Regions from separate parts of the Mus musculus genome. Here region 2 is linked to region 1. Evidence: chromatin contacts called from ENCODE Hi-C or POLR2A ChIA-PET data. All regions are on one chromosome and are shown on one strand. The core of a region is the stretch at or near the end of the contact, and the rest is flanking DNA. Distances in the headings are between cores, read along the strand shown. Region 1 holds the start of Epha2 (Eph receptor A2). Region 2 has its middle 13 kb from the start of B330016D10Rik.

What was found. A loop is a pair of places that touch in the nucleus more often than their neighbours do. ChIA-PET counts read pairs that join two places held with the same protein, here RNA polymerase II (POLR2A).
Region 2: a map of v-Abl transformed pro-B cells shows a loop between it and region 1 (2.2-fold over the local background). The contact joins the enhancer-like site here to the promoter of Epha2 in region 1. A Hi-C loop is called at or near these places in 4 of 37 maps with a recorded cell type or tissue (ES-E14, mouse embryonic stem cell and v-Abl transformed pro-B cells). POLR2A ChIA-PET finds 5 or more read pairs at or near these places in 5 of 5 experiments (Patski and embryonic stem cell).

What each region holds. Positions count from the first base shown.
Region 1 is chr4:141,297,564-141,303,564 of GRCm38, forward strand. Epha2 (Eph receptor A2) reads left to right here and starts at 3,658. Exons shown (of 17, transcript NM_010139.3): 1 at 3,658-3,871. The coding sequence starts at 3,790.
Region 2 is chr4:141,556,169-141,562,169 of GRCm38, forward strand. No RefSeq gene overlaps it. Among named protein-coding and RNA genes, the nearest start is that of B330016D10Rik, 13 kb to the left of the region's middle. Within about 2 kb of position 3,108, at least 1 of the 3 ENCODE cell types and tissues checked has a DNase peak (open chromatin) inside an H3K27ac peak, as active enhancers do.

The sequences.
Region 1 (6,001 bases), core at 2,408-4,907:
GGGCTGTGGGATTCAGAGGCAGGAGAAGGGTATCTGCTGGGTCCGAGCTGGCTGAGATCCAGTCTTCCACCTCCCCGAGCTCACTTCTTCCACATGCACTCATAAGGTGGACGTCAGCACGACAAAATCTTAGTACTGAGCCTGGCCCGTAGTAGTAAGCCCTTCGGTCCCAGATAGCTCCAATCGTCATCCTATTTGATTGCATCTGGCTCTTGACCAAAGGCAGATGCAGATCAAAGCTGGGTAGAGAAACGGAGGCGTCAACATTCTTGTGGGTGGTCCGCCTGTGCCCAGCCTGAAGCAGAGCCTAGCCAAGGTGGGCACCTGAGCCAGCAGGTGAGCTGGCAGGCTCTCTCTCTCTGGTTCCACCTGCCCATCCTGGAAGGCTGGCCCGCTGTAGTAGCAACTTAGGCCCCCAGGGCTCCTTGGGGCCTTTACTGGGTAATTCCATCTGCATTACAACCGATTACGCTGCAATAAATACCACATTCCAGGGCCAATTTATGAGACTCACTAGGGACCTTTCCCCCTTAGCATCAGTCACCCAGAGCCAGTTAGGAGAGGGGAAGGGTGTGCCAGCGAGTGAGTGGGTGACTAAAGAGACCGCCTCCTGCCACTGCATAAACCTCTTCCTCAGCCCAGCCTCTGGCCATGGTGCCTGCTGTAGACGGGCAGGCTACAACACAGCCTGTGCTCGGCCCAGACCCCAGCACACATCTCAGCATATGGCCCTAACATGGAGGCCTGACAGCATCCTGGCATCTAGGGAGGGTGGAGTCTTTGGGCTATGCATAAAGTCCATACATGACACAAAGAGAAACCTCCAGCGGTACACAGAAACTAGTATTGGGAGACCTGGCCAACACCCCAATCACTAACCCTTCATTCATTCAACAGAAGTTTCCTGATGGAGGCTGGAGAGATGGCTCAGTGGTTAAGAGCACTGACTGCTCTTCCAGAGGTCCTGAGTTCAAATCCCAGCAGCCACATGGTAGCTCACAGCCATCTGTAATGAATGGGATCCAATGTACTTTTCTGGTGTGTGTCTGAAGACAGCTATAGTGTACTCATATAAATAAAAATAAATACATCTTTTTAAAAAGTTTTCTGATGAATATCTGGATGCTGGATGGGTACTGTCTGTCTTCTACAAACCTCTCCTTCCTTTCTTTCTTACTTACTTACTTTCTTTCTTCCTTCCTTCCTCTCTCTCTCTCTCTCTCTCTCTCTCTCTCTCTCTCTCTCTCTCTCACAGGGTCTCATGATTTAGCCCTGGCCATCCCTCTCTCTATAGACCAGGCTGGCCTTAACCTCCCATCACTCTGTCTGCTTCTGCCTCTGCAGTGCTGGGATCAAAGTTCTGCACCATGATGCCCTGGCCCACAATATGTTTTCTAGTATTCAAATACCCAAAATACAGAACCTGTAAATATCACGTCAGACGTATATAAGGTGTTACAGACAATGGACGGAGCTGGATATGGTGGTGCACACCTGTAAGCCTCGTACCAAGGGAGGCGGGGTTGGGGGAGGATCAGGAATTCAAGGCTAGCCTTGCCTCTGTCGGTCAGTCAGTCGGTTGGCTAGAGACCTTGTCAACAGTCAGATCCAGGGGCTGGGGAGAGGGCTCAGTAGCTGAGAGTGTTTCCTGTTCTTTGGTGAACTTGAATTCAGTTTCAAGTACATACATCGGTGGCTCATCACTGTCTGCCTGTAACTCCAACTCCAGGGGATCCCATGCAGTCTTCTGGCCTCATAGGCACCCAACAAACACACACATACCAAGAAAAAAAAGTCAAAACAAAACAAAAGGAACTGACAGGAAATCAACACAAACCACAAGGTCCCCAGCCTAGCGTATCCAACAGAACACTTACCCATACCATGTGTACACTGCACACATGTTCCACTCATCTCGATACACGTGCACGTGCCTGTCCGCAGGACCTTGCTTGGCACACCACAGTCCCTGCCTCCCCAGATGTGATTTCCTCTTGTTGAACCGCATGTAACCGTAATAACAGCTGAGATTTGACTCGAGGGTCTGAGTCCCAGTCTGTGCGGTTTCCATGCGCGACCTTATTTGATCTTCACAGCGGGCTTTTTCCAAGTAGGTCCCTAGTGTCCCCAGGGAGCACGGGGAGGCTCAGAGGAGCAGACTGATTTGTCCAGACTTTGACTGCTGCCCCCTCCTCTGTGCTCCCCGCTGCTGAGAGGCCTGTGGCACACTCAGGTACACACAGGTCCTCTCACACTGGAGCACACACTTGCATACACATCAACACGTCCACGCTCGATATAACACACAAGTCGCTCACGGATTCCCATACACTAACCCTTATGACCCAGCTCAGATGCTCCGGTACTTCATCCAAACATGCTCACACATACATGTCCAGCCACTCTCCTTCTCAGAAGACATAGCCTTCTCTCCCATCATCCATCCCTGATCAAAGGCTTTAATTAACCCCAACACCTATAATTAACCCTTTCTCTCCCCCTCCAGGGGAAATGTCTGAACCCGTTTCTCAGAAACAGGCGCCAAGGCCAAGCTGGTGGGTAGGACCCCAGGAGGAGCACCTGGTACCAGAGTTGTATAATATGGGCCAGGATGACCAGGGACTGGGGAGTCACAGAGAGGAAGGCCAGGGACTAGGAGGTGGGCAGAAAGGTCCACGGAGAACCAAGCCTGCTACAGCTGTTCCCTTTCCACTGGCCAAATGGTAACAGAGCAACAGGCAGTTGTGGGTGACTGGACTGGCTGCCTGGTTCACTTCACATCCGTTTGTTTCACTGACTCTAGACGCCAAGAGAAGAGATGAACTCAGATTTGAGGAACCTTGGCAGAGGAAGGGTGGGTAGGAGGCAGACATCCCCAAGGTATCAAAACGTAATCTCATTCTGTCACCCAGGGATCAGGGGACAAGGGTGTTCTGTTGGAGTTCAGAGGCAGAGGTCAAGAGTTACCCATGAGGGTGTGTGCTGGGTCCCCAAATGGAAGTGGTTAAAGCAGGTCAGGGCCCAGCTTCAAGTCCTGTGACTTGTCTGTGACTGTTGAGTTGTGCAGCCTTTGGGTATCCTAGGGTACCTTGGAACCTTATCTTAAGCCCTCCACTCTAAAGTGAAGACACCTGCATGTCTGACATGTTCCCAGAGGCACTACTCTTGGTACACAGCTTAGAGGACCTTCCTGGGTGTGGCATATCTTCTGGGGGACTCAGGAGCAAGTGTGTATGTGTGTTTGTGTGTGTGTGTGTGTGTGTGTGTGTGTGTTATCAGGAGTTCTTGTTCTTGTTCTTTTTCTTTTTCTATTTTTTGGTTTTTTGAGGCCCTTTGCTACGGAAGCTTCTACTTCTCAGATTTACAATTCACATCTTGAAGCCCAAGGGCAAAAGGGGAGAGTAGGCACAAATTCATTCCACATATTTGGACACTAACCCTGGTGGCGCTTTGAAATGAGAAATCTCCTCAAGGTTTGCACACGAAGGCCCACGCACTGGCCCCCTCAATCCTCCCCAAATTCCTGACCTCCCCCCCAACCCCAACTTCCCTCTGGCTTCCCCGCCCTCTAGTCAGGGTGTCAGTCCGGCCCCTTTAAAGACATTCCTGAGGGCGTGGTTTCGGTGACGTCAGCGCAGGGCATGAATGAACAGGAGCGGGTTCTCACCCAACTTCCATTAAGGACTTGGAGCAGGAGGGTAGAAGTTGTCTCTGTCGGCGGGCGGGCAGGATTGGGGCACCGAGACCGGCGTGCGGACAGCAGGGATCGCGGGGAGCGAGGGGTGCGGCATGGAGCTCCGGGCAGTCGGTTTCTGCCTGGCGCTGCTGTGGGGTTGCGCGCTGGCGGCCGCGGCGGCACAGGGAAAGGAAGGTGAGTGTCTACGCGGTCGGTGGCCGCAGCCTAGCAGGGACTCCGGGACATGGGACCCCGGGCGCCCCAGCCTCCTCTCTGGGACGCACCTTTGGAAACTGACTTATGGCTGCTGGGTCTCAGTGCGCAAGGTTAGGCAGAGCGCGCGGGCTGCGGTCCGGAACGATCTTGGGGATCCATACCCTGAGATCCTAGGTTCTCTGGAACTAAGGGATCTCGGCTGGGGCGCGCAGGGCTCGGAGGCCGCGGGAAGGGGGACGCGGCGCCCGCCACGCGGTTTCAGCCCTGTGGCGGCTTCTGGAGCGGGACCCCCGCAGGGCGCTCTCGGTCCCTCAGAGGAAAGGACGCTCAGTAGGGTTTTCCCGGCGATCAGCCTCTTAGTAACCCGAGTTCACTTAACTCATCATCTGCCCCGATTTCTCGCGGAAGGCATTTGGATGCAGGCCCTGCTTTTTGGGGAGGGGTCCTCTCGGTGCCCTGCACCAAGCAAAAGAGTCTCTCTACGCCCCATCCGATTTTTCACTGGGGTCCTTTGGGCCAGCATTGGGAGCGCCTGGGGTCAGCCCCGGCCACTCACACCTTCCCTCCTTCCCAAGCTGCCCTCCCAGGTTCGGGAGACAGGTTAAGGGCTGGGAGCGAGTACAGGAAGTCCCAAAGTCAAGTGTTCTGAGCAAGGGGTGACTCAGAAGGAGGAAATGCGGCAGGTGGGGTTGCGGCTTCCCGCGGTGTGGAGCCGTCATCTCGGGGCCACGGGGAGCCCAGGCACCTGGAGGTGGGGGAGTGAATCACCTGCCCCCGCCCCAGCGTCTTGGAGCCACGCAAGGTGAGGGGGCCCGCACAGGTTGCCTTTGCTCAAGGCCGCAGCCGGGGGTGTGCTTGGGGGCGTTGTCCCTCAGCTAGGGTCTCCGAGAGGGTGGGAATTCCTGCCCTGCCCTTGGCCGAGGATCTTCCTGTCTACCCAGCCGGAGCTAGCTGGCTTCCGTTTCCCACAGCAAAAACTTTTCTCTGCTTTTGGGCATAGCAAGTCTTCTGCCGACTCCAGCTAGGGGTCGGGGGGTGAAGCGCAGAGGAACCCTTTGGGGTGAGAAGTTTCCTTATTCTTTTCGCCTTCCACGTTGGGAGGGTAAAAGGCCAGACTGGAGCTCTTGAAGGGTGGAGAGTTAGGGGTAAACGGGGTGTTAGATCCTGGCCCTGTCTCGAGGAAGGGCCAAAGTTGCTTTTGCCAAGGTGTGAACAGGGCAGGGATTCTGAGATCCTAACTCCCCTCCCTGATCCAGCTTGTGGCTCCCTCTTCCTGGGTACTGTGGTTGGGGAGCAGGGAAAGACAGCTGGGACTGCTAGAGGCCTTCCTGGGCTGCCACGGAGTTGAGGATTAGACGTCTGCTTGCTTTGCTGTGCGGGCTCCTGACCCCCGCCCCGGGGCTCCTGACCACCGCCCCGAGCCCCCACCAGGGAAGCCTCAAACAATCTTGTACTTGTGCCTCTGGGTGCATCTGTCAGCCTCGCCCCAGCCTTTGCGATTAATCCCGTTCTGCATGGGATCGAGGAGAAAAAAGGGTGCATATCGCTCGTGGTTGTGGAAAATTCTTGTCTAAGCTCCGCACTCCTCAGGAACACTGTGTCTGTGTGAGGGGTTGGGATGTGTGTGTTGGGAGTGGGGTCGTGACCTAGTTGGTTGCACTTCCCTAGGGGGAGTTGAGGACAGATATGATCCGTGTCCTCTCCAGCCTTGACACAGCTGTGCAGCCTCCTCTTCTGTTTTCTGCTGGGTTCCGAAAACCAGGGGAATCGGTTAGGTCCTCGACAGCTGCTGAACTTACCTCCTGCAGTGCCCTTGACTTTTTTCTTGTGTGTGTGTGTGTGTGTGTGTGTGTGTGTGTGTGTGTGTGTGTGTGTGTGTGTGTGTGTGAAAGCCAATGCACAAGTGTGGAGCTCAAACTTGCGGGAGGACTTGGTTCTCTCTCCTTCTACCATGTGAGTTCTGGGATGGAACTCACAAGTGACAGCAGACAAAGCGCCTTTACCTGCTGGCCCACCTCACTGCCCTGTCCTTCCTTACAGAGAGGGTGAGAGAGGCCCAATATTGGTCAGCCAGGGCCCTCTGCACAGAGGGTCTGCCCACACATCTAG
Region 2 (6,001 bases), core at 1,858-4,357, 260 kb after region 1:
CCCATTTCTGTCCCTGGGTAGGTTATGTAAGTGGTGTTGGCTGTGTCTCTGTGTGTTTTATTCCATATGAAATAAGAGTCTTCTAAACCAATGTCTGGCAAACAGCAGTTACTCATTAAATATTCATTGGATTTTAGAAATGAATCCATTATCTGTGCTGCATAGGGTGCAGCCTGTAATGCCAGCAGCACCAGGAAGGTAAAACAGCCAGCCTGGGCCTGGGCTGGCGAGATGGCTCAGTAGGTAAGAGCACCCGACGGCTCTTCCGAAGGTCCGGAGTTCAAATCCCAGCAACCACATGGTGGCTCACAACCATCTGTAACAAGATCTGACGCCCTCTTCTGGAGTGTCTGAAGACAGCTACAGTGTACTTACATATAATAAATAAATAAATCTTAAAAAAACAAAAAAAAAAACAAAAAAAACAGCCAACCTGAGCTAGGTACAAAGTCTGAGGCTGGCAGTCTGGGTTATATAAGACGCTGCTTCAAAAACCAGGAAAAAAAAAAAAAAGAAAAAAATATGTATATTTATACAGATGCACAAAACACACACACATGTGGAGGACCATGAGTTTAAGACCATCCTTAGCTATAAAGTGAGTTTCAGGCTAGCCTGGGCTACTATGGCTAAAGAGATGGCTCAGCAGTTAAGGGCACTTATTGACCTTGCTGAAGACTCAAATTTGATTCCCAGCATCCACATGGCAGCTCACAAACCAAACTTTGTGTCATTCTAGTCCCAGGGTTTCTAATGCCTTCCTCTAGCCTCCACTGGTACCAGGTCTGCCTGCAGTGGGCAGATACACATTCAGGCAAAATATTCAGACACATAAAATAATGATCATTTTAAAAGGCTCTATCTCAAAGGAACAAATAATAAAAAAACAAACAAGCAAAGCAAACAAAAGCACTATACTGCAGCTGGGCGCGTTGGTGTACATCTGTAATCCAGTATGTGGGAGACTGTGCTGGCTGGTTTTATGTCAGCTTAGCACAAGCTAAAGTCATCAGAGAAGGAGGAGCCTCAGTTAAGAAAATGCCTCCATGGGCTGGTGAGATGGCTCAGTGGGTAAGAGCACCCGACTGCTCTTCTGAAGGTCAGGAGTTCAAATCCCAGCAACCACATGGTGGCTCACAACCATCCATAACGAGATCTGACTCTCTTTCTTCTGGAGTGTCTGAGGACAGCTACAGTGTACTTACATATAATAAATAAATAAATAAATCTTAAAAAAAAAAATGCCTCCATAAGATTAGGTTGCAGGTGTGCCTACAGGGGACATTCTTAATTAATGACCAGTGGGAGAGGGCCTAGACTATTATGTCTAGTGTTACCCCTGGCCTGGTGGTCCTGGTTCACTATAAGGAAGCAGGCTGAGCAAGCCACGATGAGCAAGCCAGTGAGCAGCATCCCTCCACAGCTCCCTGCATCAGCTCCTGCCTCCAGCTTTCTGCCCTGCTTAAGCTCCTTCCTGGCTTCCTCCAGTGATGGGCTATGATGTAGAATTGTAAGCCAAATAAGCCCTTTTCTTCCTGACTTGCTTTTGGTCATGGTGTTTCATCGTAGCAATAGAAACCCTAACTAAGACAGAGACAAGCAGGACAATCAAGAATTCAAGACCAGGGCTGGAGAGATGGCTCAGTGGTTAAAAGCACTGACTGCTGCTGAGTCAAATCCCAGCAACCACATGGTGATCTGATGCCATCTTCTAGGGTGTCTGAAGACAGCTACAATGTACTTACATATAAATAAATCTTTAAAAGGAAAAGAATTGAAGACCAGCCTTTATTCTCCAGTGAGTTTCAGGACAGTCTGGGCTACATGAGACCCTGTCTGCACAATAATGACTCCATGCGTTGTAATTATCTATTACATCACACAGTTGTTTTTATTTTTATCCTGTCAAATGAGATAAAGTCAACGCACACCTCTGCAATCCAGAGGTCAAATTCAGATCGTGAAGCTTAATTCATCCCAGTTCCCACAGTGGGAGAACTGAGTCCTGAGAGTTGGTTGCCCTCTGACCTTGCACACACCGTGGCATGTGCACACCGCCGCTCAAACGTGCACATACATGATAATGATTTTGTTAAAGGTGGACAACTGTTCCTAAAGAATGATGTCAAGGTCGTCCTCGGGCCTCCACTGCCTGTGCACACCCTCATATGGGGCGTTCACACATACAAGCACCACGGGCACGTATCGAAGAGAAAGAGAATGGTATATGGCCCTATGAAAAGAACTGTTAAAGGTCAAGAAGACACTTAAGTCAAGCAGGAGCGCATCAGAAATTAAGTCCCAGAGTACACGATACTGCCGGCACGGGGTGTTAACATGCTATATAACTTCTTTGTTTGTTTGCTTTTTTTTGGTTTGCTGTTGTGATATGGAGTTTCTCTATGTAGTACAGGCTGGCCCCAAACTCAAAGAGATCCTCCAGCTTCTCCCTCCCTAGTGCCGGGATTAAAGGCGAACGCCACCATGAGCTGCTCAGCAGTGAGTCTTTAAAAAAAGGAGAAAAGGTCAGAGTGATCCCTCACTTCCTCTTCTGACCTCTGTGGGTTCCCAGGTATGTCCACACACATGCACATGCACATTATACACATGCGCGTGCGCGCGCGCGCGCACACACACACACACACACACACACACACACACACACACACAGAGTCAGTGCATTCTCGTGTCCTTCATTGCTAAGCTGCTAAACTCTGCAGGCTGCTTCCTCATCTTCTGACACTTGGGTCCTGAGCGATCCTGCAAGGGGAGAATCGACTGAGGGCACCGTTTTCCCGTTCCCTCCTTTCAGCACCGGAGAATAAGACGTTATACAATTAGCCAAAATCACATGAGAGGGTTCGGGGGAACAGTTTAGGATTAAATTTAGGAACTGAGACATTAGGAACTCTTTGGGGTTCCCATATGTCTTCCTAAGTGTGGCAACGCGGGGATGCTTAATTAGACTACCTGCTGTTACCCAGCACCAGGCCTTTTAGGATTAATTAGGAACAAACGCCCAGTTCTCAGAAAACTGCAGAAGCCAATTGCAGGCTGAGGGAAGAGGTTTGCTGAGTAATGCTGACGGGTCTCCTTCCTGTAAAGCCAGAAGCCCGGTGCGTGTTCTAATTGGCCCCAGCAGATTTTTCTAGGCGATTGTGCAATGGTGAAGCCAAGCATTTAGCCCCTGGGGATCTCGGCTATTTACTGTGAAATTTCTCTCCACCACCTGATGTGAGAGTCTGCCTGTACTGGTTTCCTGTGGCCCAATTCTGGGTCACGTTGTAAGGCGGTGCCCACGTGATCTTAACCTACTTTGTCGTCGTCGTCCCCCCCCCCAACCCCCACCCCACCGTGCCTCAGCAAATAACAGCTGCGGCGACGCCCACAAAATATGGCTGCCCTCAGAGCAACCCCAGTTCACCTTGCTTTGTGCACAGGGCACCTTTCCATCTGAAGGGCCTCAGCGCCTTTGCAAGCTCTGATTATGCTCGACAAACACCTCACTGGGTCGGAGCGGCAAGCCCTGCCAGTCCCGTTTTCTGATTGGACATCTTGGAATGCATCTCTTCTGCCCTCAGAGGAAGGACAGACCTGGATCAGGAGCCTAGCTCCGCTCACTTGCTTACTGGTCGCCTTTGCGCCCGTGAGAACTACTGGACCCAGCGCTGTGCGTCCCCGGGACTCTGCAGACAAAAGTGTCTGTGGGCGCCTCTGAAAGCCCGGCCTGGCTTATGCCAGCCACTGCCTCGGCCTCTTTGCCTTTAGTCGGGCTAAATGGCTTTTGTGCTAGAATTCCCTTGTCAAAAAGAAAAAGGAAATCTTTGCATCTATACTAGCGTGGATGCATGTGCCGTCCTCACGGGCATTTCCAGCCCCTTTCTGACCTTTTCTTTTCCTTTCCCCTCCTCTCTCACCGCACTCCCTTTTGGTGCCATTCAGGGTGGACTTTGGACTCAGGCTGGCTAGTGCTGCCCCCTGGAGGTAGCAGGTGTACCTGCGGGAGGAAGAACCCAGGTAGCATAGAGGTCATTGTCCTAAAACTTTTGTTGTACTTTACGGTTTTGGTTTTGAGACGAGTTTTCAAGGGTGACCTGGAACTCCCTGTATAACCCAACAGTATCTCCAGCTAGCCTCAAACTTGAAGCAGACCACTGACCTCAAACCCTCAAAAGCTGGGATTTCAGGAACAAACCACCAATACCCAACCCCACTCTTTTCTGGTTTTGTCTTTTAAGATTTGTTATTTTATTTTATTTCATGTATGCATGCGCACCGCGTGCACGCCCAGGGCCCTCAAAGGCCAGAAGAAGTTGTCAAGAGCCCCTGAAACTGGAGTTACAGGTGTGAGCCTCCAGGTGGGTGAGAGGAACTGAACCCGGGTCCTCTCTGCAAGAGCAGCAGGTACTCCTAACCACTGAGCCGTCTCTCCAACCCTGCTTCTTTGTCTGTGTTTTGGTTTGTTAGTTTTTGTTTTTAATTAATTGATTTATTTTGAGACAGAATCTCTCTATAGAACCTTTGACTGTCCTAGAACTCACTCTGTAGAGCAGGCTGGCCTTGAACTCTTGAGAGCCTCCTGTCTCTGCATCTCAAGTGCAGGGATTATAGGCCTCTGTGCCACCATTGCCCAGCTGGGTTTTTTGTTTGTTTTGTTATTAAGAAAAAAAAATGTAGATACTGCCAGACTTGAAGACACACTCCTATAATGCTACCACAGCTGCTTGTGGCACCAGCTGCAGGAACTCCGATGCCATTTTCTGAACTCCAAGGGACAAGGGGGCCTGCACTCAGGTGCATATTCACCCAGATACATACATACATACATCTTTTGTTTTGTTTTGTTTTCCCAGGACAGGGTTTCTCTATGTAACAGCTCTGGGTGCACTGGAACGTGCTTTGTAGACCAGGCTGGCATTGAACTCAAAGATCCTCTTCTCTGTCCCTGCAATGCTGGGATTAAAGGTGTGCACCCCCCGACCCCAGCAATATATACTCATAATTTTAAACATGAATTCTCTCTCTCTCCCTTAGGCAGGGTCTCACTTTGTAGCTCTGGCTGGCCCAGAACTCACCAAGATCTGCTTGCCTCTGCTTGTATTTGATTGAGGTCGGGGGAGTCACCGTGGGGAGAGGTGGGTAGGGGAAGAGAAAGAGAGAAAGGCTCCCGCTCGATCAAGCACACACAGAGAAAGAAGAGGAGAGGAGAGAGGGGGACGCCAAAATGATGTCTGGATTATACAGGGAGGAGCCTCTGGGGAAAAGACAGCCCAGTCCCTGCCAGGGCTGGAAAATTCAAGGTTGGGGGCACAGTTGGCCAGGCAAAGACTGGGATGCTGGGAGAACCTGGAGGCCAGGTCTGCTTTGATATGTAAAATATGTACTTCAGTCCCTGTCACAGGGCCCAAAACCAACAGCTTTGAAAGTGTGTTCCTGGGGCTGGAGAGATGGCTCAGCAGTTAAGAGCACTGACTGCTCTTCCAGAGGTCCTGAGTTCAATTCCCAGCAACCACATGGGAATTGAACCATGTGGCTCACAACCATCTGTAATGGTATCTGATGCCCTCTTCTGGTGTATTTGAAGACAGCTACAGTGTATTCATATAAATAAAATAAATCTTAAAAAAAAAAAAAAAGAAAGAAAGAAAGTGTGTTCCATCTGCTTGGCAAAAGTAAATATGTATAAAAAGAACAAACCCAAGAATAAACTCTGAGCCAGGCGTGGTGGTGCACGTCTTTAATCCCAGCACTCGGGAGGCAGAGGCAGGCGAGAGCTACACAGAGAAACCCTTTCTCGAAAATCCAAAAAAAAAAAAAAAGAATAAACTCTGTCGGTCTCCCCCGCGTCCCAGTCAGAGAAAGCATGATCAGAAGTAAATGCAAGGCCCTCTTCAGCTAAAAGGTACAACTGAGATCAACTAAGTGATCTAAGGCCCGGTCTCAGAATAGCTCCAGTGGGCAAGACACTGTGGCACAACCACAGCACCCAAACAAAGGCAAG